Regions from separate parts of the Homo sapiens genome. Here regions 2 and 3 are each linked to region 1. A link is an interaction called in ENCODE POLR2A ChIA-PET data of the cell type or tissue named here. Cell type or tissue: Panc1. All regions are shown on one strand. Links, peaks and the distances in the headings refer to the core of each region. The heading gives the core; the rest is flanking DNA. Region 1 holds the start of MIR626 (microRNA 626). Region 2 overlaps TYRO3 (TYRO3 protein tyrosine kinase). Region 3 overlaps MGA (MAX dimerization protein MGA).

Evidence for each region. Peaks named below come from ENCODE experiments on the same cell type or tissue, not always from the same donor. Only the 100,000 strongest peaks of a DNase experiment are listed, where the experiment ranks them.
Region 2: POLR2A ChIA-PET joins it to region 1 with 7 read pairs; 2 of 35 experiments call an interaction of 5 or more read pairs at or near these places.
Region 3: POLR2A ChIA-PET joins it to region 1 with 5 read pairs; 8 of 35 experiments call an interaction of 5 or more read pairs at or near these places.

Annotation. Positions count from the first base shown.
Region 1 is chr15:41,685,360-41,693,053 of GRCh38, reverse strand. All of the region lies in intron 2 of MGA (MAX dimerization protein MGA), which reads right to left. It overlaps MIR626 (microRNA 626), which reads right to left and starts at 1,469; the gene lies at 1,376-1,469. In Panc1, for the core only: no CTCF peak of the experiment used is centred there; no DNase peak of the experiment used is centred there; H3K27ac peaks cover 3,955 bases.
Region 2 is chr15:41,574,804-41,582,497 of GRCh38, reverse strand. It overlaps TYRO3 (TYRO3 protein tyrosine kinase), which reads right to left. Exons shown (of 19, transcript NM_006293.4): 19 at 1-4,612. The coding sequence ends at 4,222. Among named protein-coding and RNA genes, the nearest start is that of TYRO3, 19 kb to the right of the region's middle. In Panc1, for the core only: no CTCF peak of the experiment used is centred there; no DNase peak of the experiment used is centred there.
Region 3 is chr15:41,734,361-41,742,054 of GRCh38, reverse strand. It overlaps MGA (MAX dimerization protein MGA), which reads right to left. Exons shown (of 24, transcript NM_001400225.1): 12 at 7,461-7,533; 13 at 5,357-5,874; 14 at 1,852-2,149. Among named protein-coding and RNA genes, the nearest start is that of MAPKBP1, 36 kb to the left of the region's middle. In Panc1, for the core only: no CTCF peak of the experiment used is centred there; no DNase peak of the experiment used is centred there.

The DNA of each region.
Region 1 (7,694 bases), core at 1,282-6,281:
ACTCTGGGGGCAACATGGTGAAACCTCATCTGTACTAAAATATTTTTTAAAAAATTGGCTGGGCGCAGTGGCTCACGCCTATAATCCTAGCACTTTGGGAGGCTGATGCAGGTGGACTACCTGAGGTCAGGAGTTCAACATGGTAAAACCCCGTCTCTACTAAAAATACAAAACATTAGCTGGATGCAGTGGCACACACCTGTAATCCCAGCTACTCGGGAGGCTGAGGCTGGAAAATCGCTTGAAACCAGGAGGCAGAGGTTGCAGTGAGCCAAGATCGCACCACTGCACTCCAGCCTGGGTGACAGAGTGAGACTCCGTCTCAAAAAAAGAAAAAGGAAATCCTCCAATGGAAGATTTCCACCTCCAGTTAGAATGTGGAAGATCACAAAATATCATCACTTTTGCCATAACCATGAGAAAACACTAAATTATTTTTCTTACAAGATACTGAAGACCTCTAGACATAAATAAGCCTAAATGAAGTGAATTACAGAAGAAGATCAGCCTTCTCTAGGTGACCGGAGATAGCTACTGCTTTCAACCCTAAGCAGCATTTGCACTGTGTGAAGATACAGTAAGGAGAGAAAAAAGCAACTATAGGCAAAGGATCTTTGCAAAAACACAGAGAAACCAACTTTTAATGCCCGAGCATGGGCAGAATCTCGAGGACCCCAAATAGGAAACTAGTCCTCACTGCTGTCCAATTACCACCCCCTCCAGAGGACTTCTGCAGAACAAACAGCAGTGCCGCAGAAAGGCTGGCCTGGAAATAAGAGAACATGTAGTCTACCAATGCTTAGGTCCTAAGGTCCTGCCAGGGATAGGAGACCAACCACTCCTCCCTTGACACAGCTGAAACGAGAGGTGAGCTGAAATTTACTAAAATAGGAAGCCACTTGAAATCACCTAGACTGAAGGACAGAGAAACAAACAAAACAAAACAAAACAAAAAAGTGTCAGAGATCTCTGGGACAACATAAAATGATCTAACATACTAGTAACTGCCCTGCCAAAAAGACAAGAGAAACAAAGTGAAGAAATACTTGAAGAGAAAATGAACAAAAATCTTCCAAAAGCAAAAGATTTTAACCCACAGATCCAAGAAGCTCAGTAAGCAACAATGGGGACGAATAGAAGGAAAAAAAAAAAGTCATATCTAGGCACATCAAGGTCAGGCTGCTGAAAATGAAAGATGAAGAGAAAAATACTGAAAGCAGCAGAGGGAAAAACAGACATTACACTGGAGGAACAACAAAGAGAACAACAGACTGACTAGTGACTCAATGGAAACTATGTAAGTCAGAAGACAATATACTTTACCGCCAATCATGAAGTGTTGAAAGAAAAACTAATGTTCTATACCTACCAAAAGAAGCCTTTAAAATTGAAGACATTTTCAGACAGCTGAGATCATTCAGATTGCATAAAAATACTCCTCAGCTCTCAAATAAGACAAATATATCAGTTCTTGCCACGTCTACTTACTTGTACTAGAGATTCTATCAGGATGATTAGGCAAGAAAAAGAAATAAAAGGCATCCAGATTGTAGAGGAAAAAGCAAAACTATCTCTATTCACAGGTAAATGATCTTGTATATGGAAAATACTAAAGAATCCACTAAAAAACTATTAGAACTAATAAATCAGTTTAGCAAGATTCCAGGATCCAAGACACACACACACACAAATTGTTTTTCTACAAACTAGCAATGAATGTCAAAAGTGAAATGAGGAAGTAATTCCATTTTACAATAGCATCAACAAGAATAAAATATTTAGGAATAAATTTAACAAAAGAAGTTTAAGACTTATACATGGAAAACTATAAAACACTGTTGAAACAAATTAAAGACCAAAATAAATAGAAAAATATCCCACGTTTATGGACAAAAAATATTTCATATTGGTAAAACAGCAATAATCCCTAAAGTGATCTACAAATTCAATGCAGTATCTACCAAAACTCCATCTGTGATTTTTTTTTTCAGAAAGGGACAAACTGACCCTAAAATTCACAAGAAAATGCAAGGGAGCCACCAAAAAAAAAAAAAAAAAACAAAGCAATCTTGAAAATTAGAAACAAAGTTCTCAGAGGACTCACACTTCCAGGTTTCAGCTTAGTACAAAGCTACAGTAATTAAGACAGTGTGTCTATTAGTTTGGTTTGGTTTTGAGACAAGGTCCCACTGTGTCACCTAGGCTAGAGTGCAATGGTGCAATCATACCTCACTGCAACCTCAAATTCCTGGAAACAAGTGATCCTCCCACTTTAGCCTCTCGAGTAGCTGGGACTACAGACACATACCACCACACCACTCAGCTATTATTTTTATTTTTTTGTAGAGACAGGTTCTCTTTAGTAGAGACAGGGTTTCACCATGTTGACCAGGCTGGTCTCAAACTCCTGGGCTCAAGCTATCCTACTGCCTTGGCCTCCCAAAGTGCTGAGATTTTAAGCATGATCCACCGTGCCCAGTCAACAGTGTGATATTGACATTAAGACTAGATATACAGATCAACTAACAGAATTGAGAGTCCAGAAATAAATGCCCACATTTATGTCAACTGATTCAATTGCCAAGGTGCCAAGACAATTCAAGAGAGGAAAGAATGGTCTTTTCAACACCAAAAAACTGTGTTCACGCAAAGACTTGTATACAAATGTTCACAGCAACATTATTCGTAACAGCCAAAAACTAAAAACCTTACTGTCCAACTGATGAATAAAAAAAATGTGGTAATGTCCACACAATATTATTTGACAATAAAAAGAAACGAAGTACAGATACATGCTACACATGGATGAACCTTAAAAACATCAAGCTAAGTAAAACAAGCCAGGCACAAAAGACCACATATTAAATGATTCCATTTATATAAAATATCCAAAATAGGCAAATCTACAGAGACAGAGACAGGTGGTTGTGTTGGATTGGGTGGAGCTGGGGAGTGGTTGAGGGAAAATGGGAAGTTACTTTTAATGGGTTTTCTTTCTGGGGTGCTGGTAATGTCCTAAAACTGACTGCAGCACTGAAGTAACGGTTGTGCAATCCTGTGAATATATTAAAAACCATTGAACTCTACACTTTCAGTTGGTAGGTGAATTTTATGTAGATTTTATTGTATGTGAATTATATCTCAATTTTTAAAGTTTTTAAAAAATAACTATTAAAGGAAGTTCTTCAGACTGTTAGAAAATGAAACAATATGGGCCAGGTGTGGTGGCTGAGGCTGAGGTGGACAGATCACTTGAGGCCAGGAGTTCAAGACCAGCCTGGCCTACATGGCAAAACCCTGTCTCTACTAAAAATACAAAAATTAGTCGGGTGTGGTGGTGCATACCTGTAGTCCCAGCTACTCAGGAGGCTAAAGCAGGAAAATCACCTGAACCTGGTAGGCAGAGGTTGCAGTGAGCTGAGATCACATCACTGCACTCCAGCCTGGGTGACAGAGTGAGACTCTATCTCAAAAAAAAGAAAAAAAAAAAAGAAAAAGAAAATGAACCAAAATAAACACAGATCCAGAAACAGATGAAAACAAATAAATAAATACGTAAATATAAAAGACTTTTCTTATATTATTTAAATGACTACTGACTTTTTTTATTTTTAAGGAGAGAAGGAGAGAGGGAAAGAGGAGAAAGAGAGGGAGAGAGAAAGAAAAGGAGAGAAGGAGAAAGGGAGAAAGGAAGGGAGGAAGGAGGAGGGAGAAGAGAGGGAGAGAGGTAGGGAGAGAAAGGAAGAGGGAGAGAGGGTAAGGGAAGGCAAGAGAGGATGAGAGCGAGCCACAGAGAGAGGGAGAGGGTACACACCAACTACTGACTGTTTAAAGCAAATAAAGTAACAAGGTTTAGAGGCTTATATCACATAGAAGGACATCAAATATAAGTGCATTAGCAGTTCATTATTCAAATTATATTCAATAAATTAAGGATGCACATTGTAATCCATATAACACTGCTATATACTGAATTGTGTCCCCCACCAAATTTGTATGTGGAAGCCCAAACAGGGCTTTAGGAGAAAATTAGGGTTAAAAGAGGTTTTAAGGGTAGGACTCTAATCCAACAGGATGGTGGGCTTATAAGAAGAGGAAGAGAGACATCCCCCGCTCCCCCCATGTGTGGACATAATAAGAAAGCAGCTATATATGTATACAAGCCAAGATGAGACATGAGAAACCAAACCCTGCCAGAACTTTGATCTTGGACTTTCTAGCCTCCAGAACTGTGAAAAAAATAAAACTTCTGTTGCTTAAGCCAGCCAATCTACGATATTTTGTTATGGCAGCCTGAGTAGACAAATGCAACCACTAAAAAAATTACAAAGAGGTAATTTTTATATAAATGGAATTTGAAAAGCTCAATCCACACAAAAACAGGGAAAGATAAACAGATAAGAGAAGCAGGAAATAGCAAGATGACATGGTTAAAACTCAGCTACATAAGTAATGGCATTAAATGTAAATGAACAAAACAGTCCAATTAAAAGCCAAAGGTTAAAACAGTGGATAAAGAAACAAGTCCAACTATCAGCTATTTAAAAGAGTCGCAATGTAAATTCAAGGAAGAAGAATTAAAGTACAAGGAGGGAAAAAGATAAACCATGCAAAAACTTATTAGAAGGAAACCAATATGGCTCAATAACATCAAACAAAGTAGACTTTAAAATAAGGAGTTTTAGGCTGGGCACGGTGGCTCATGTCTATAATCTCAGCACTCTGGTAGGCAGGTGGATCACCTGAGCTCAGGAGTTCAAGACCAGCCTGGGCAACACAGTGAAACCCCATCTCTACTAAAATACAAAAAATTAGGTTGGCATGGCAGTGTGTGCCAGTAATCACAGCTACTTGGGAAGCTGAGGCAGGAGAATCGCTTGAACCCGGGAGGCAGATGTTGCAGTGAGCCAACATCGCACCACTGCACTCCAGCCTCAGTGACAGAGCGAGGTTCCATCTCAAAATAAAATAGTTTTATCAGAGATAAAGAGGCACATAATTAAAATTTTGAGTTCAATTAACCAAGAAAACATAAACAACCCTAGAAGTATATGTACCTAATCATATATTAGCTTCAAAGTATTTGAAGCAAAAATCTATAGTACCAAAAAGAGAAACAGACAAATCCACAAATACGGTGGGAGATTTTAACCCATCTTTCTCAGTAACTGACATTAAAAAAATCAGGACAGAAGAACTGAATAACACTATCAATCAAACTTACTTGATAAGCCTTTATAGAATATTATATCCAACAACTGTACAATACACACATCCTTTTCAAGTATACATGAAGTATCAATCAGAAACAGATGACACCCTAGACAATAAAGCAAACCCTTGATAATTTCCAAAGGTTTTAAGCCATATGTTCTTTGACAACAACGGAATCAAACTACAAATCAGTAACAAACTTATCAACATACCAAATGTGTAGAATGTACCTAAAGTAGTGCTCAAGAGTCAAACGAATAGTTTAAAATACATACAAATGAAAAAGTCTAAAATCAATTATCTAAGACAGGAGTTGATCATTTTTTTCTGTAAAGGGCTAAACAGTAAAAATTTTAGGCTTTGCATTCCATACAGTCTCTACTGCAACTACTCAAGCTACAGACAATACATAAACAAAATAAAATAAATACAAATACAAAATACAAATACAAAAGACAAGCATGACTGTCTTCCAAAAAACAGGACACTGAAATTTGAACTTTAATTTTCACATCACAAATAACTATTTTTTTTCCCCAATCACTGAAAACTGTTAAAAATCATTCTTAGCTTACAAGCCAAGTAAAAACCAACGGTAGGCACATATGATCCATGGGTCTTAGTCCACCAAACCCTAATCTAAGGCAAATTAAACCAAAAACAAGTAGAACAAAGGAGTTAATGATGAGAGAAAAATCAATGAAATAGAAAAAAACAAAGAACTTGAAGTCATGATTTGAATTCTGCCAACAAGAAAACTCTGTGGCTTCACTGATAAATTCTATCAAATACATAATGAAAAAAAAAACAGCAATCTTGCACAAACTCAGCACATACAGAAAACAGAACACTTTGCAACGTGTTTTATGAGGTAACCATAACCCTACTGCTAACACATCAGAAATAAAACTATAAACAAATATCCCACATGAATTTGGTGCAAAAATCCTCAATAAAATATTAGCAAATTGAAACCAGTAATATTAAAAAGGATGATATCATCATGGCCAGGTAATGTTTAGCCCAAGAATGTAAGATCACCCCTCCCCTCTAAATCAATGTTAATTCACCATATTAACAAAATAAAGGAGAAAAAACATATGGTATTTCAATGGATTTAGAAAAATCATTTGATGAAATTCAACACTCATTCTTAACAATATTCAGGAAAATGGGTAACAGTAGGAAAGTATTTCAACATGATAAAGAGCACTACACAAAAACTACACCCAACATGCTATAAAAAATACAGAATGAGTTTCTCTAAGATCAGGAGACATGAATGACCACTCAAAAAAAAAATTTTTTTTTTAAGACAGCATCTCACTCTGTTGCCCATGCAGTGGTACAACCATGGCTCACTGCAACCTCAACCTCCCAGGCTCAACTCAAGCAATCCTCCCACCTCAGCCTCTCAAGTAGCTGGGCCTACAGGTGTGTGCCACCATGCCCAGCTAATTATTTTTTTAAGTTTTTATAGAGATGGGGGTGAGCTGGGTGGGTGTCACTATGTTTCCAGGGCTGCTTTCAAGCTCCTGGGCTCAAGTGATCCTCCTACCTCGGCCTCCCAAAGTGCTGGAATTAAAGGCGTGAGCCACCACACCCTGCCTCAAAATTTATTTTCAACACAGTACTGGGAGTCCAAGCAATGCAATAAAGCAAGAGAGAGAACAGGCATAAAGATTGGAAAGAAGATGTAAAACTAAATTTGTTCACAGGTAACACTGTACATGTAGAAAATTTCTAAAGGACTCTATAAATTAGTAAAACTCAGCTGGATTTCTATATACTATCAAAAAATTGGGAAATTATTATTATTATTTTTTTTTTTTTTTGAGACAGAGTCTCACTCTGTCACCCAGGCTGGAGTGCAGTGGCACGATCTCGGCTCCCTGCAAGCTCCGCCTCCCGGGTACACGCCATTCTCCTGCCTCAGCCTCCTGAGTAGCTGGGACTACAGGTGCCCGCAACCACACCCAGCTAATTTCTTTTTGTATTTTTAGTAGAGACGGGGTTTCACCGTGTTAGCCAGGATGGTCTCCATCTCCTGACCTCATGATCCTCCTGATCCTCCCGCCTCGGCCTCCCAAAGTGCTGGAATTACAAGCATGAGCCACCACGTCCAGCCAAAACTGGAAAATTATTTTAAATGCCAATTACAAGGATCATTTTTTAAAGCACCTAGGAATAAGTTTAATTAAAGACTGAAAAGAATGAATTATGGTTGAGATAAACTAAACAAGATCTAAATAAACAGAGATATATACCTTGTTTAACAGAATATTCAATGATGTCAAGATATCAAGTCTTTTCAACTGGATCTATTATTCAAGGCAATTCCAGCGGGTTTTTTCACAGAAACTGAAAAGCTGACTCAAAATTTATGTGGAAATACAAAGAACCCAGGACAACCAAAATAATGGGGGGTTCAAAGGCTTACCTTACCAGATTCTAAGACTTATTATAAATCTACTACCATT
Region 2 (7,694 bases), core at 967-5,966, 110 kb after region 1:
ACCCAAGCTGGAATGTAGTGGCTCACTGCAACCTCCCCCTCCCAGGTTCAAGTGATTCTCCTGCCTCAGCCTCCCGAGTAGCTAGGATTACACGTGCCTGCCACCATACCTGGCTAATTTTGTGTATTTTTAGTAAAGACAGGGTTTAGTAAAGACAGGGTTTCACCCTGTTAGCCAGGCTGGTCTCAAACTCCTGACCTTGTGATCCGCCCGCCTCGGCCTCCCAAAGCGCTGGGATTACGGGTGTGAGCCACCATGCCCGGCCATTCTTGCCTCTTTGAGACTCACTTTTCAAAACTGCTGTTGTTAGATGATCCTTATAAACATGTTGCTGAGGGAAAGAAGCCAAACGCAAAGTAATCAAATCTACATGACTCCATTTATATACTTTTAAAAGGAGCTTCACTGATCCATGGTGTTAAGAGGTCAGGATAGAGGTTACCTATGGGGAGTAGGGAGGAGGCAGAGATTGAGGCAGGTCCCAAGGGTTGCTTCTGGGTTGCTGTTAATGCTGTTTCTTAATCTGGATGCTGGTTCTTTGGATCTGTTTGTGAAAATCCTTTTTGATCCAGAGTCTCTCTCTTTTTTTTTTTGAGACAGAAAATCCCAAAGCGCTGGGATTATAGGCGTGAGCCACCATGCCTGGCCTCTTTTTTTTTTTTTTTTTTTTGAGATGGAGTCTCGCTCTGTCACCCAGGCTGGAGTGCACTGGTGCCATCTCAGTTCACTGCAACCTCCGCCTCCAGGGTTCAAGTGATTCTCCTGCCTTAGCCTCCCAAGTAGCTGGGATTACAGGTGCCTGCCACCACTCCTGGCTAGTTTTTGTATTTTTTAGTAGAGATGGGGTTTCACCATGTTGGCCAGGCTGGTCTTGAACCCCTGACCTCAGGTGATCCACCCGCCTCAGCCTCACAAAGTGCTGGGATTACAGGCATCAGCCACCGCCCCCAACCGATAGTGAAGGTCTTTTCAATCAATAATTCCCAGATGTTATCTCACAGGTAATCACTACCTGCAGTGAAAGCTAATCACAGCAGGAAAGATTCTGAAAGCTACTTGCCTGGAAGTTTTTCAGGTTTCATGATCTACATGGGAACCAGAATTTGGAGTACCAGCAACAGGTTTTTCAGGATATTTGCTTTCAGAAGCAGCCACCCTATTCCCCTGCCCTCAGCCAGAAGCAGCACAATACCTGTGGGCCCTCCCAGTCTCCCCACACTCCTCACTAGCACATGTGTGGTTCCTGCGCCTCCTGCTGCATCTCCCATGAACTTGCTCTAAAAGCTTTTTTGTTGTTTTGTTTTGTTTCTGAGACAGTCTTAATCTGTCACCCAGGCCGAAGTTTAGTGGCAAGATCTCAGCTTACTGCAACCTCCTCCTCCCAGGTTTAAGTGATTCTCATGCCTCAGTCACCCAGTAGCTGAGATGACAAACCTGCGCCACCAAGCCTGGCTAAACTTTTTTGAATTTTTAGTTGAGATGGGGTTTCATGTTGCCCAGGCTGGTCTCGAACTCCCGGCCTGAAGTGATCCACCCGCCTCAGCCTCCCAAAGTGCTGGGATTACAAGCTGGGTATGGTGTCTCACCCCTGTTATCACAGCACTTTGGGAGGCTAAGGCAGGCAGATCACTTGAAATCAGGAGTTCGAGACCAGCCTGGCCAACATGGCGAAACCCTGTCTCTACAAAAAAATACAAAAAATAGCCGGACACAGTGGCTCGTGCCTGTAGTCCCAACTACTCGGGAAGCCAAGACAAGAGACTTGATTAAACCTGGGAGACAGAGGTTACAGTGAGCCGAGATCACACCACTGCACTCTAGCCTGGGCGACAGAGAGAGACTCGAGACTCCGTCTCAAAAAAAAAAAAAAATACACGCCACTGTGCCCAGCTGAATATTTGCATTTTCAAAAGATCAATGGTGATTATCTCTAGGTGGTGGGAGTATAGGTAACTGGCACCTTTTATTATTTTTTGCATTTTTATTTTTATTTTATTTTTGAGATGGAGTCTCGCCTGTCACCTAGGCTGCCGGGATCTCGACTCACTGCAACCTCCGCCTCCTGAGTTCAAGCAATTCTCCTGCCTCAGTGTCCTGAGTAGCTGGGATTACAGACACGCGCCACCATGCCCAGCTAATTTTTGTATTTTTAGTAAAGACGGGGTGTCACCATGTTGGTCAGACTAGTCTTGAACTTCTGACCTCGTGATCCACACACCCAGGTCTCCCAAAGTGCTGGGATTACAGGCGTGAGCCACTGCGCCCAGCCGATTTTTTGCATTTTTCTAACTGCCCACGGTGACTCTGTATTATCTTCAGTATAATAAGATTCATTGGGATCCTGTATCTAATTACAAAAGCATTTTGTGCTCAATGCAGAAAACTTGGAAAGCACAAAGAAGAACGTCCCCTTAACCCCATCATTTAAAGGTAACAGCTGTTGCCAGGTGCGGTGGCTCACGCCTGTAATCCCAACACTTTGGGAGGCTGAGGCAGGCGGATCACGAGGTCAGGAGATTGAGATCATCCTGGCTAATACGGTGAAACCCTATCTCTACTAAAAATACAAAAAATTAGCCGGGCGTGGTGGCAGGCACCTGTAGTCCCAGCTACTCGGGAGGCTGAGGCAGGAGAATGGCGTGAACCTGGGAGGCAGAGCTTGCAGTGAGCTCAGATCGCGCAATTGCACTCCAGCCTGGGCGACAGAGTGAGACTCGGTCTCAAAAAAAAAAAAAAAAAGATAACAGCTGTTAACATTTTGGCATATGTCTTTCCAGACTTTTCTCTCTATAAAAATCTTTCATCTTTGTGATCTCAAAAAAAGTAAACATTTAAGAGACAAAGCTGGGGCCAGGTGTGGTGGCTCAGGACTGTAATCCCAGCACTTTGGGAGGCCAAGGCAGGCAGATCACTTGAGGTCATGAGTTCAAGACCACCCTGGCCAACATGGCGAAACCACATCTCTACTAAAAATACAAAAATTACCTGGGCATGGTAGTGAGCCCCTGTAATCCCAGCTACTCTGGTGACTGAGGCACAAGAATCGCTTGAACCCAGGAGGCAGAGGTTGCAGTGAACCAAGATCACACCATGCACTCCAGCCTGGGCAACACAGTGAGACTGTCTCAAAAAAAAAGAAAAAAAAAAAGAGACAAAACCTTAGGTCTTTAGTCTTCAATTTTATTTCTATTTTAAACAGCAACTAACAGCTTGGAAATGTCCCTAACAGCTAGGACCCGCCCCATGCATTCCAGAGGCTCCCCCACCAAGGCTGGGGTCCAGGTTCCAGGAATTCCCCCTCATCAGGCCTGATTTCTCTCTGGAGACTTGGGACAGAAGAGGCTGTCCAGTTAGAGGGGAAGTTGGCACTAAAGGTCACCGTTTAGAAGGGTTGGGCTCAGACACAGCTGCCTTTGTTAGTCTTAGGATATTTTGAGATTTGGTAGCGTGCTCAGATTGTGGGTATGGAGAAGGGTTCCTGAACTCCTCTCCGGCCTCACTTGCTCCTGGGCAAGCCTCACAGCACCCCTTCCTCTTGCTGGCTCGGCACGCTGCCTTTGGAAGAGGGGCACCTGATAGGCTGGGTACTCCAGCATGCCTTTGTGTGACCCGGTCAGCTGCAGGGAAGCATGCTCCCCTCAACTTCTCCTGGCGTAGGCAGGGTGCGGAATCAGAAAGATGGTGAAGATTCAGACCTGAGATACCAACCCCTTACCAACCCTCACCTAAAAGGGAATATTACAAGGACATCTCTTTGTGACTTGGAGGGGCACACCTGGATATTTAAACCCCAAGTGTGGTAATAGCTGGGCCACCAGGCTGGAGGCAGCTCAATGCATGCACTTAAGCAGCAGGGGCAGCTCAGCAGGAGGGTAGGGCCCACAGAGCTGGACCTGCCCTCCCCACACTGCCATCCACACCCATGGTAACCATGGAAACATAACCACCCCACTCCTGCCAGCTGCCTGGGTTCAGACAACCAGGACTGGCCCACTTCCATCAAGCCAAGGCCTAAACTGATGCCAGGCTGGCCACAGAGTGGTTGCAGGAAGAACTGGGATTGGGTGATTTGGTCAGTCCGGGCTTCCCAGCACAGCTTGGGAGGACTACCACAGGAGCCTCCACACCTTGCTGTCTGGGCTGGGGTCAGACGGGGCTTAGTCAGCCAGCTCAGTGGCCACCAGAGCCGGCCAAATGGCCCCGATGCCCTCTGCCTGTGGGCTAACAGCTACTGTGTGGCAGTAGCCCTTGCTGCAGCAGCAAAAGCCTCTGTGTCTCATTGAGGGGACTCTCTGGCTGGTGCTCTGCCTGCCCTGGCTGCTCAGCCAGCCCTCCGGGGGTGAGTATGTACCGACAGTCACTGGGAGTGCCACCCACTGCCCCCATGCCACTGCCATCCCCAGCCCCACTGTAGGGCTGATCCCTGCCAGGTAGCTCCAGGCTGCCTCCCGCAGTGGGCTCCTCAGCTCTCTCGATGTTGATGTATAAGGGGTCCTGGCTGGCAGATAGCACAGACAGCTGGCCCAAGATGTTCTCCAGTTCCATTCGCAGACAAGTAAAGCTCGGGCGCTGCTTGGGGTCAGCACTCCAGCACTGGTACATGAGATCATACCTGGGGTGGAGAGAAGCGTGAGAAAAGGCAGGAGCCCTTCCCTCAAAAGCAGGGGCCCCTTCATCATATGGCACTAGGGTTTTAAAAAATTTTATTCCCTGGTGGGGCACAGCGGCTCGCATCTGTAATCTCAACACTTTGGGAGGCCGAAGGGGGGTATTATTTGAGCCCAGGAGTTCGAGACCAGCCTGGGCAATATGGCAAAACCCTGTCTCTATAATAATACAAAAATTAGCCAGGCTTGGTAGACACGCCTGTAGTCCCAGCTACTCGGAAGGCTGAGGTGGGATCACCTTGGGAGGCCAAGGCAGGCAGATCACCTGAGGTCAGGAGTTCGAGACCAGCCTGACCAACATGGAGAAACCCCATCTCTACTAAAAATACAAAAAAAAATTAGCCCAGCATGGTGGCACATTCCTGTAATCCCAGCTACTTGGGAGGCTGAGGCAGGAGAATCGCTTGAACCCAGGAGGTGGAGGTTGCGGTGAGCCGAGATTGCACAATTGAACTCCAGCCTGGGCAACAAGAGTGAAATTCCATCTCAAAATAAATAAACAAACAAATAAATTAATTAAATTAAATAAATAAAAAATATATTTGTAGAGACAGGGTCTTGCTATGTTGCTCAGGCTGGTCTCAAACTCCTGGCCTCTAGTGATCCTCCCACCACAGCTTCCTGAGTAGCTGGGATTACAGGCACATCCTAGCTTATTATTTCTCACAACAACCCTATGAAAGCAATGATCAAATAGAAATCATTTCCACATTTACAAATGTGGAAACATGCACAAAGAGGTTAAGAACCGTGACTAAAGTCACACACGTGGAAAGTGACAGAGCTGTGATTTGAAGCGAGGGGGTTGACTCCGAAGTCCCTCCTGTGCTGAGTGGGCAGTACCTACTCAGTAATTCCTCACCGTGCAGCCGGACACAGTGGTATGCACCTGTAGTCCCAGCTACTCAGGAGGCTGAGGCTAAAAGATCCTTTGACCCCAGGAGTTCGAGACTAGTCTGGACAACATAGCGAGACCATGTCTCTATTAAAAAAAAAAATTAATAAGCAAGGTATGGTGGTAAGTACCTGTAATCCCAGCTACTAGGGAGGCTGGGCAGAAGATCTCTTGAACCCAGGGGTTTGATGCTACAGTGAGCTGTGATTGCATTACTGCACTCCAGCCTGGCTGTCAGAGCGAGGCCCTTTCTCTTTTTTTTTTTTAAAAAAAAAAAAAAAAAAAAAAAAGGAAACCTACTGAATCAGGCCAGGTGCAGTAGCTCATGCCTGTAATCCCAGCACTTTGGGAGGCCGAAGCAGGTGGATCACTTGAGGTCAGGAGTTCGAGTCCAGCCTGGCCAACATGATGAAACCCCGTGTCTACTAAAAAATACAAAAATTGGTTGGGCAAGGTGGCACACACCTGTCATCCCAGCCCTTTGGGAGGCCAAGGTGGGCAGATCACCTGAGGTCGGGAGTTTGAGACCAGCCTGATCAACATGGAGAAACCCCGTCTCTACTAAAAATACAAAATTAGCTGGGCAGGGTGGTGCATGCCTGTAATCCCAGCTACTCAGGAGACTGAGGCACGAGAATCGCTTGAATCCAGGAGGTGGAAGTTGTGGTGAGCCAAGATTGTGCCATTGCACTCCAGCCTGGGCGACAAGAGCAAAACTCCATTTCAAAAAAAAGAAAAAGTCCTCACTATTCATATATAACTTTTGAGTATCTGGAAAAAGCTTCCAGCTCTCCTGCCAACAGGAATTAATTTTTTTTTTTTTTTTTTTTTGAGATGGAGTTTTGCTCTTGTTGCCCAGGCTGGAGTGCAATGGTGTGATCTCGGGTCACCAGAACCTCTGCCTCCCGGGTTCAAGTGATTCTCCTGCCTCAGCTTCCCAAGTAGCTGGCATTACAGGCATGCGCCACCACGCCCAGCTAATTTTGTATTTTTAATAGAGGCGGGGTTTCTCTATGTTGGTCAGGCTGGTCTGGAACTCCCGACCTCAGGAGATCCGCCTCCCAAAGCGCTGGGATTACGGGCGTGAGCCACCGTCCCCTGCCAGGAATGCTTTTTTACATACAATTTCAGGAACCTTATAAATTCCCTGAAGCCTATCACTCAGGATGCCCAAGGAATGCCTCAGGCTCAGGTGGAAAAATAACAAACCAAAAACCTAATGGAAAGACGCTGAGACCAAGTCCAATGAATGCAAATGCCTGACTCTCTTGCCTATGCCCATGACAAGAGCCCCAAGCACTGCCTCACACACCAGCACACCCCCAGCAGGGGCCACCAGTAATGGCAGTAATCATGCCAGACACTGAACAGGTCGTGGGAATGGGAATGGTCTGGGGCCGTGGGTACATGGCCAGACTGGGACACGTCCTCAAGGCTGTGCTAGGAGCCAACTGGCGCCTGTCCACCAGGCTGCCTGGGTGAGGCCAGTGCCTGCCCACTCTCCATTGACAGCACCAGCTCCAGCTGGGGAGGAGGCTGCGCTGGGGTCTGGTCCCCACTGCCCTTCAGAGCTTCTACAGCGCCAGATTAGAACTGAAGCAGGCTGCAGCCACAGGGAGATGTGAGCTTCCTGCCCCTTGCCATGCCCTGAGCTCTGCTGAATGAACAGGAGGGCCAGGGCCTGGCTTGTCTACTCAAGATTTCCCTCTCAGGTGTAGGTGAGTTACCCACAGCCCAGGCTCAGGGCACTTCAAACCCACTGTCCAAGGGAAGGACCCCACCATCAGGCTGAGCCTTCCTGTGCCTGTCCATGACCTCGGCCCTCTGGAAGTCCAATCCCAGAGCAAGAAATGGAGCAGATTCTTTCTCTGGTCACAGTGGCTCCCACTCCCCCTGGGGCTCATGAAAGGTCCTCTGGGCTGGGCGTGGTGGCTCACACCTGTAATCCCAGCATTTTGGGAGGCCAAGGCAGATGGATCCCTTGAGCCCAGGAGCGCAAGACCAGCTTGACAAATATGGCGGAGCCCTGTCTCTACAAAAATACAAAAATTAGCCGAGTGTGGTGGCACGTGCCTGTAGTCCCAGCTACTTGGAAGGCTGGGGAGGGAGGATCACTTGAGCCCAGGAGGTTG
Region 3 (7,694 bases), core at 1,111-6,110, 49 kb before region 1:
CAAACCTCAGTTCTAACAAGAAAGGGATTAAAATTGAGTGTTCCAGGCCAGACACAGTGACTCACACCTGTAATCCCAGCACTTTGGGAGGCCGAGGTGGGCAGATCACGAGGTCAGGAGTTCAAGACCAGCCTGGCCAACACGGTGAAACCCCGTCTCTACTAAAAATACAAAAATTACCAGGGCATGGTGGCACGTGCCTGTAATCCCAGCTACTCAGGAGGCTGAGGCAGGAGAATGGTTTGAACCCAGGAGGTGGATGCTGCAGTGAAATGAGATAGTGCCACTGCACTCCAGCCTGGGAGACAGAGCAAGACTCTGTCTTGAAAGAAAAATTAAAAAATTAAATAGAGTGTTCCTACTAAAATTCTTTTGACTGTGCAATATATTCAAACTGTCAGGATACTAAAAAGACAATACAGTAGCAAAAACTTCATCACCTAATACAGATAAAAGAAAATGAGAGGGTTTGTTTCCCCCAATTTCTAATGTAAAAACTTGTTTCTACCATTTCCTCCTGTCTGAGCACTCTCACCTCTTTACAGCTGTGCTATTATGAGATGCTTACGTATTACATATTCCTAAAATATATAAAGACATTTCTCCAAACAGATCAGGATAGGATTGCTTTTTTTACTCCCCTTAATCACAACTGAAGCTGCCTTAATAAAAGGTAAAATAGATTCTTTTTTTTTTTTTTTTTTTTTTGGAGATGGAGTCTCACTCTGTCACCAGGCTGGAGTGCAGTGGCACGATTTCGGATTACTGCAACCTCTGCCTCCCGGGTTCAAGTGATTCTCCTGCCTCAGCCTCCCCAGTAGCTGGGACTACAGGCGCATGCCACCACTCCCGGCTAATTTTTGTATTTTTAGTAGAGATGGGGTTTCACCATGTTGGCCAGGATGGTCTCTATCTCTTGACCTCGTGATCCACCCGCCTCGGCCTCCCAAAGTGCTGGAATTACAGGAGTGAGCCACCGCGCCCGGCCAAAATAGGTTTTAAGGCAAACAATAAATATCTTCTATCTTCACACAACTCTAACCATTCAGCCAGAGATTTCAACTGACACTCTTACCTAACATTCCTAACAGATTTGAAACAACAAAAAGAGGAATTCAATAAACCAACTATAGATACTCTCAATGCTAAAACACAAATGTTTCAAGAAGGTAATTTATTACAGACTTCAGCATTTAAATGTTAAGGAAAAGAGAGATTTTCATTCATAGAACAGAGATGAATGGAATAAATCAACACTTTCAAAATTGTATTTATAGGAGCTTTCCACTTTAAGCCTATACTACTTACACCACTAGCTTTTGCTAGCTCCTTGGTTTCATAAGTTTAAGAAGTATCAACAGAAGCATTTACATAGCACCAGCAAGAGTTCAACAAGAGGCCAGAAACACCAGTCCTCACAGGAAAATAGTAAACTATTTTTAATTTAGTAAAATATTTTAGTAAATAATTTAGTATAATAGTAAACTATTTTTAAATGTCTTCCCTTTTTAGAAACAAAATTAAAATCCTTAAGTCTTTTCTACATTAATAACAACCAGTCTGAAAACCTTAAAAATAACTATAAAACTTGCCTTCAAGTCAGTGTTATTAAAAAATAAAAAATATATATAAAACCAAGAAATTAACTATAAAACAACTCAATTCATCTAATATTGCAGGTTATCAGACGTTAACCCCAAACAATCAAAAAAGTCCAGGCAAGACAGACAACAAGAATAAGAATAATGCCAAAGTACATATTTCTCTAATTTTTACAACCTCCATACCTGTACCCACTGTCCCACCACCAAGTCATAGGCCTTTCCAAACCATACATACACCCCAACTTACCAATTGGCCGTTTTGCTGGGACAAACGCCTTCAGATTCTTCCCAGGGCGATTTGTTGCAGTGCCAGAGGAGGATGCCATTTTGGAATTGGATGTTGAAGGCAACAGGGTACGTGGTTTCCTGGATGCAGCCACCTTGGCATTGGATGCTACCTTGGAGATGACAGTACTGAGGGTTGAGAGGTCCAGGACTGAGGGTCGCAACCTGCCTGTGATATAAGCAGCTAGCCTATTGGCTGGATGCAATGCCCCCATCTGTCCCAATAGCAACTTAGCCTGCGGGTAACTCTTACCATTAACCTGAAACAAGTGGCAAAGAGAAATTCTGTAAAGATAAAATTCTCTTGCTAACTCCTCTCCCTTGACAGGGGCTTCATTTTTACAAGTTTTCATAAGTCTATTTTTCAGATTTAAAAGGGAAAAAGAAGTAGACTTTTTCCATTTAGAATAATCTGAGTAATCAGAAGGTAGAAAAATGCTGTCAACTGATATTCTGAACTAATCTCATCTCCTTCATATTGTAGTTTGAAAATAGAGAATCGGAAACTCATCATTTCTGCATCCTAGTTATGTGAAAGTTATCATCAAATCTAAACAACTAGAATTATCCAATTGTTTTCCTTGTAAATAAGGCATTCTGGTTAAGCTATTAACCTCATCAGCAAAAATGAGTGTCCCACAGAATCTCTCTGATAAGACCAGAGAGACATAATGAAGCTCTCACACAAGGGTCCTTTCAAGCATCCTTCATATTTGAAAAATATAAGTGAAATCTACTTTAAGTTATAAGACAATCATTGTTGCAATAACCTAAGCCACAATTACCTCACAGTTTTTCATTTTCAAAAAGCTTAGCTTTGAAAATACTATTTTCATCTCTTGGATAAAACATGGGTTCAAACTGAATGTTGGTACGAACTCATTCTTATTCTAGACATAATTAACTAAATAGTCAGAAGAAAGTGAACCAACAAATGAAGTAAAGATCCCCTCTGCTGCCTGAGTTTATCAGACTGCCCATCATGGGTACCAGCACAGTTGTTTTTTGTGGGGGTTGATTTCTTTTCTTTTTTTTTTAAAGAAAGAAAACAAAAACTTCCCAAGTCTCTACCCATGTTCTCTAGGTCATATTGCCAGGCAACTCTAGAGAAGATAACCTTTTCTATATTTCCTTTTCACCATTTCAAAATCGGGGGTTGGGGGAGATGGAGTGAGGTAGAATCTACTCTCTAACAGGGAACTGGTGAGGAGACCAGCTACAGCAAGCAACTCCATCTTCAGAGACACAAAACAAAATTACTCTTTGCTACTTTGGTTAAATTGTGATTATTCCCACAGAGATCAAGAATATCTCTGCCTTGAGTTTGGTACAAAGAATGTGATCATTCCCCCTGAAAGTAGACTTTACTGTAACTTTTCAGGCTATACAGAAATAGGTCAGATACCCCCTCCCGGATCCCTTGGGACTGCGCTGAAGCCTACTCTGCAGCTTCCCCAAAGTTTACAAAGTTTACAGTTGCCTGACTGCTTATGCAGACACATTCTATGGTGGCTTTGTGAGTCCTGGGCAGAAGACAACAAAAAATTTCCATGCTTGTATTTTAGGGAGTCTAGTCTCACTAGAAATTGTATCAGGCAAACCTCTGTTTTCAAAGTGTCAATCAATATATAAGGTAGAGAAAATACTGTTCTCCTCATCAAGAGTATAAGAAATATCAACAGAAGCATTTACATAGCATGCACAACAGTAAACTGCAATAATAAGTTTTTTAATTAAGTAGATCAATCATATTAATATTATTTTCTCTTTTGAGATGGAGTCTCACTCTGTCGCCCAGGCTGGAATGCAGTGGCGTGATCTCGGCTCACTGCAACCTCTGCCTCCCAGGTTCAGGCGATTCTCCTGCCTCAGCCTCCTAGCTGGGATTACAGGCACACGCCACCATGCCCGGCTAATTTTTGTATTTTTAGTAGAGATGGGGTTTCACCATGTTGGTCAGGCTGGTCTTGAACTCCTGACCTCATGATCTACCCGCCTTCACCTCCCAAAGTGCTGGTATTACAGGTGTGAGCCACCATGCCCAGCCTATATCAATCATATTATTAATGGAGAAGTCCTTAGTGACTTAGAAGCAGCCAATCTAATGAAAGTCAAGCTAACTTTGCAATAATATCAGACACTTCCACACATTTGCTACTCTAATATAAAAGTGCACTTTTTTTTTTTTGAGACAATCTCCCTCTGTTGCCCAAGCTGGAATACAGTGGCACAATCTCAGCTCACTGCAACCTCCACCTCCCAGGTTCAAATGATTCTCCTGCCTCAGCCTCTCAAGAAGCTGGGATTACAGGCGCGCGCCACCACGCCGGGCTAACTTTTTTATTTTTAGTAGAAATGGGGTTTTGCCATGTCGGCCAGGCTAGTCTCAAACTCCTTGCCTTAGGTGATCCACCACCTCGGCCTCCCAAAGTGCTGGGATTACAGGCGTAAGCCACTGCGCTCAGCTAGAAAAACCTTTTCTGACTATGACATTAATTCAGAACGTCTCTTTTCAAATTTTCTATATGCCAGTATAATTTTACTAATACAACCTGCGTGAATTACTAAGTATCAAGGATAAAGGTATTTGTCCTACAACAGTTACACTAACAAAACCCCTACGAATCAAATAAAGAAAAAATATAATTAAGTAAATATGGCTGAATTTTTACTCTTGTATTTAAATAACACCTTACTAAATTAAAATTTTCAGCCATGCATGGTGGCTCACCCCTGTAATCCTAGCACTTTGGGAGGCCAAGGTGGGTGGATCACCTGAGCTCAGAAGTTCGAGACCAGCCTGGACAACATGGCGAAACCCCGTCTCTACTAAAAAAAAAACAAAAACAAAAAAAAACACACACAAACACAAAATTAGCCAGGTGTGGTGTCACATGCCTGTAATCCCAGCTACTTGGGAGGCTGAGGCACAAAGAATTGCTTGAACCCAGGAGGCAGAGGTTGCTGTGAGCCAAGATTGCAATAAATAAATAATAAATAAAAATTTTTAAAATTTTCCCCAAGTTTCTAAACATATATTGCCTATCTTTAAGTCAATTTCATCTTCCCCTTACACCTACCGTTCTAACCATGGTTTTGTTTTGAAACCTATCTGCTAATAATAAATTCCAAGAGCTAGACTGAATCCCTGATTACCCTTGCTTTATTGTCAAAGTATCACTAGAGCCTGCAGGCAATAAAGTTTATGAAGAGCAACTTTCTGGGAAGATTAGAAAGAAAATTAAAACTAATACAAGGCTCTACGTTTCTGTTCATAAATGTGACAAAAATTCACTCTAGGTATGCATCTAAACTAGGCCTATTACAAAAAGAGATAATAATTTTGTCACCCAGTTCCCAGGAAATGTCAAGATAAAGGATATCAGGACCATAAAGGGCTCTGAAAAATCATGATACTACCTAGGTGTATACAAAGGTGCTATACCCAGATTAAAGATAATTCTCACCTGGATAAGCCCAGATGTACTTGAACTGGGTTTACGTTTATAGGCCACAAGCTTCCCTGCAGGAGAAAGCCCTGCATAAAAAGGCAGACCTTTGCCTCCATGTAATCTCTCCCTCACTGAATCCAGGGCATCTGTCTGCACAGGAGAGATATCCTCCATTTTCCCAGGGGACAATGGACCATCAGGAGTCTCTGATCCAGATTTCTCAGCCATATCATCTTGGTCTTGACATGATGGCATAGAGATTTTCACACGAGAAGAATAAACAGGAGGGTTCTTCTCACCCCGGCTCTTTCGCTGAGAAGCCAACTCAATGATGAAGCTGCCCACCTTAAGTGATTGTGGCATGTTGCTATTGATGTGCTGGGATAAGATGCTCAAAATCTTGTTCCGATCTTCCTCCCAGTTGCAGTCTGAGATGATCTCAATCAGTTTGGTGGGACCACCAGGTGACCTCTGATGCATATAAGAAGTAGAAGAGGATTCTCCTTCATTGCAGGAAGACTTCCAGCTCTTTTCTGATGTAAAATAATAATAAAAAAGAAAAAGTTGAAAGATTATTTCTGCATCACAGCATTTTGTATGAAACTCTGAAAAAAAACTGTCACATTCTCACGTTCTTTCACAGTAGTAACTTAAAATGTATCAACTTTCACAATTTGGGAGTTTTCCAGGAAGAAAAAGTTCCAGAGAATAAGACTACAATAGTCCTCATTATCCTGCTGACTGGGCTCTAACAGGTAGTTCCCTTAACACTACTCTAAATGCCACAATTATTACATTAGAGTTAGCTTGCAAACAAACCATGACCTACAACCAAGGTTAAGCTTCACTGGTATAGGTTACTATTTTGCTATACATACAGGCAAAGTGAAACTACTTGCTAGATGCTTTGAAACATGTACAGATTAGAGTCAATCCAAAAGAACAGCAAGAAAAATAGTATTCTGATTTTTTTTTTTTTTTGAGACGGAGTCTAGCTCTGTCGCCAGGCTGGAGTGCAGAGGCGTGATAGCTCACTGCAACCTCTGCCTCCCAGGTTCAAGTGGTTCTCCTGCCTCAGCCTCCCGAGTAGCTGAGATTATGGACGCGTGCCACCACGCCCAGTTAATTTTTGTATTTTTACTAGAGACGGGGTTTCACCATGTTGGCCAGGATGGTCTTGGATCTCTTGACCTCATGATCCACCCGCCTCGGCCTCCCAAAGTGCTGGGATTACAGGCGTGAGCCACTGCGCCCAGCTGTAGTATTCTGATTTTAAGTGCACTCTAACTCTAATTTCTACTGCAAATACCTCTGAATTACTTCTGTGCTTCTAGATATGATTGCTCCATTTCTACACTGTTTGCAGATCACTCAACTACCCAAAGTATTCTTTCCATGGCAACATGTTGACTAGACATGTATTTCACTAGACTCCTGGATTTCTTTAGCACAGCTTCCCAATGAGTGTACTGGTATGTCAAGGGCCCCCATAATCCTCAGGGTGCTCACGCTCTCAGGCAGGTTCCCTCCACCCTAGTAGCCTCCTCCACTTACCGCAATGTGCTATAGAAACATTGTTAATTATTTGTATGTACCATGACGTTTTTTAAGAAGTTAGGAAGCCCTGCTGCTTAAGTGTCAGAAGTCTCGGGAAGCATAACCAAAAACAAATTGGTAACCACCTGACCACTACCTGTCATCAAAGTAATTCTGACAGTAGCCTCTGCCAGCTAAATCACAGTAATATTCCTTCCTTTCTCCTTCTAGATTTCCCCAGAGGTGGCAGTGATGGAGGACCAAAGGCTAATGATGCCAATATTACTGGGGTTTGGAAAGAGGTTAAAAAAAAAAAAACTCACTGACCTCAACCTAAATGTCTCTTGCAACAACATGCTTTATCAACATGAATGAATTTTCTTTTATTTTTGAGAGCAGGAGTGTTAACAGACCAAATAATGGGGAAAAAAAACTTTTACTTATTGTCCCTGTTTTTGGCATAAGTTTGAAACAGGGTAGGCAGACATATTCTGAATTGATGGTTTGGGTTTTCTCCCATTATTACTATAATCTAGACCTAAATAATTTTTATCAAATGTTAAGATCTAGTTTTCATTCTGACCTTGTAATTTATCAGAATCATCCTCCAAGTCACAGGTGAGTTGTTTTAAGGGCTGCTGTTCAGAATCAGGTTCCTGAAGGAGACAGTAACACAGAAATACTTTAACTTAACATATATTCAATACCCACAGAAACTTGGACACAAGCATTAAATCTCTCACAGAAGTTTAAATCATTAGAATGACTGAAATGTCAACAGCTTCAATCCACATGCACATCTACGTTACTATCATAT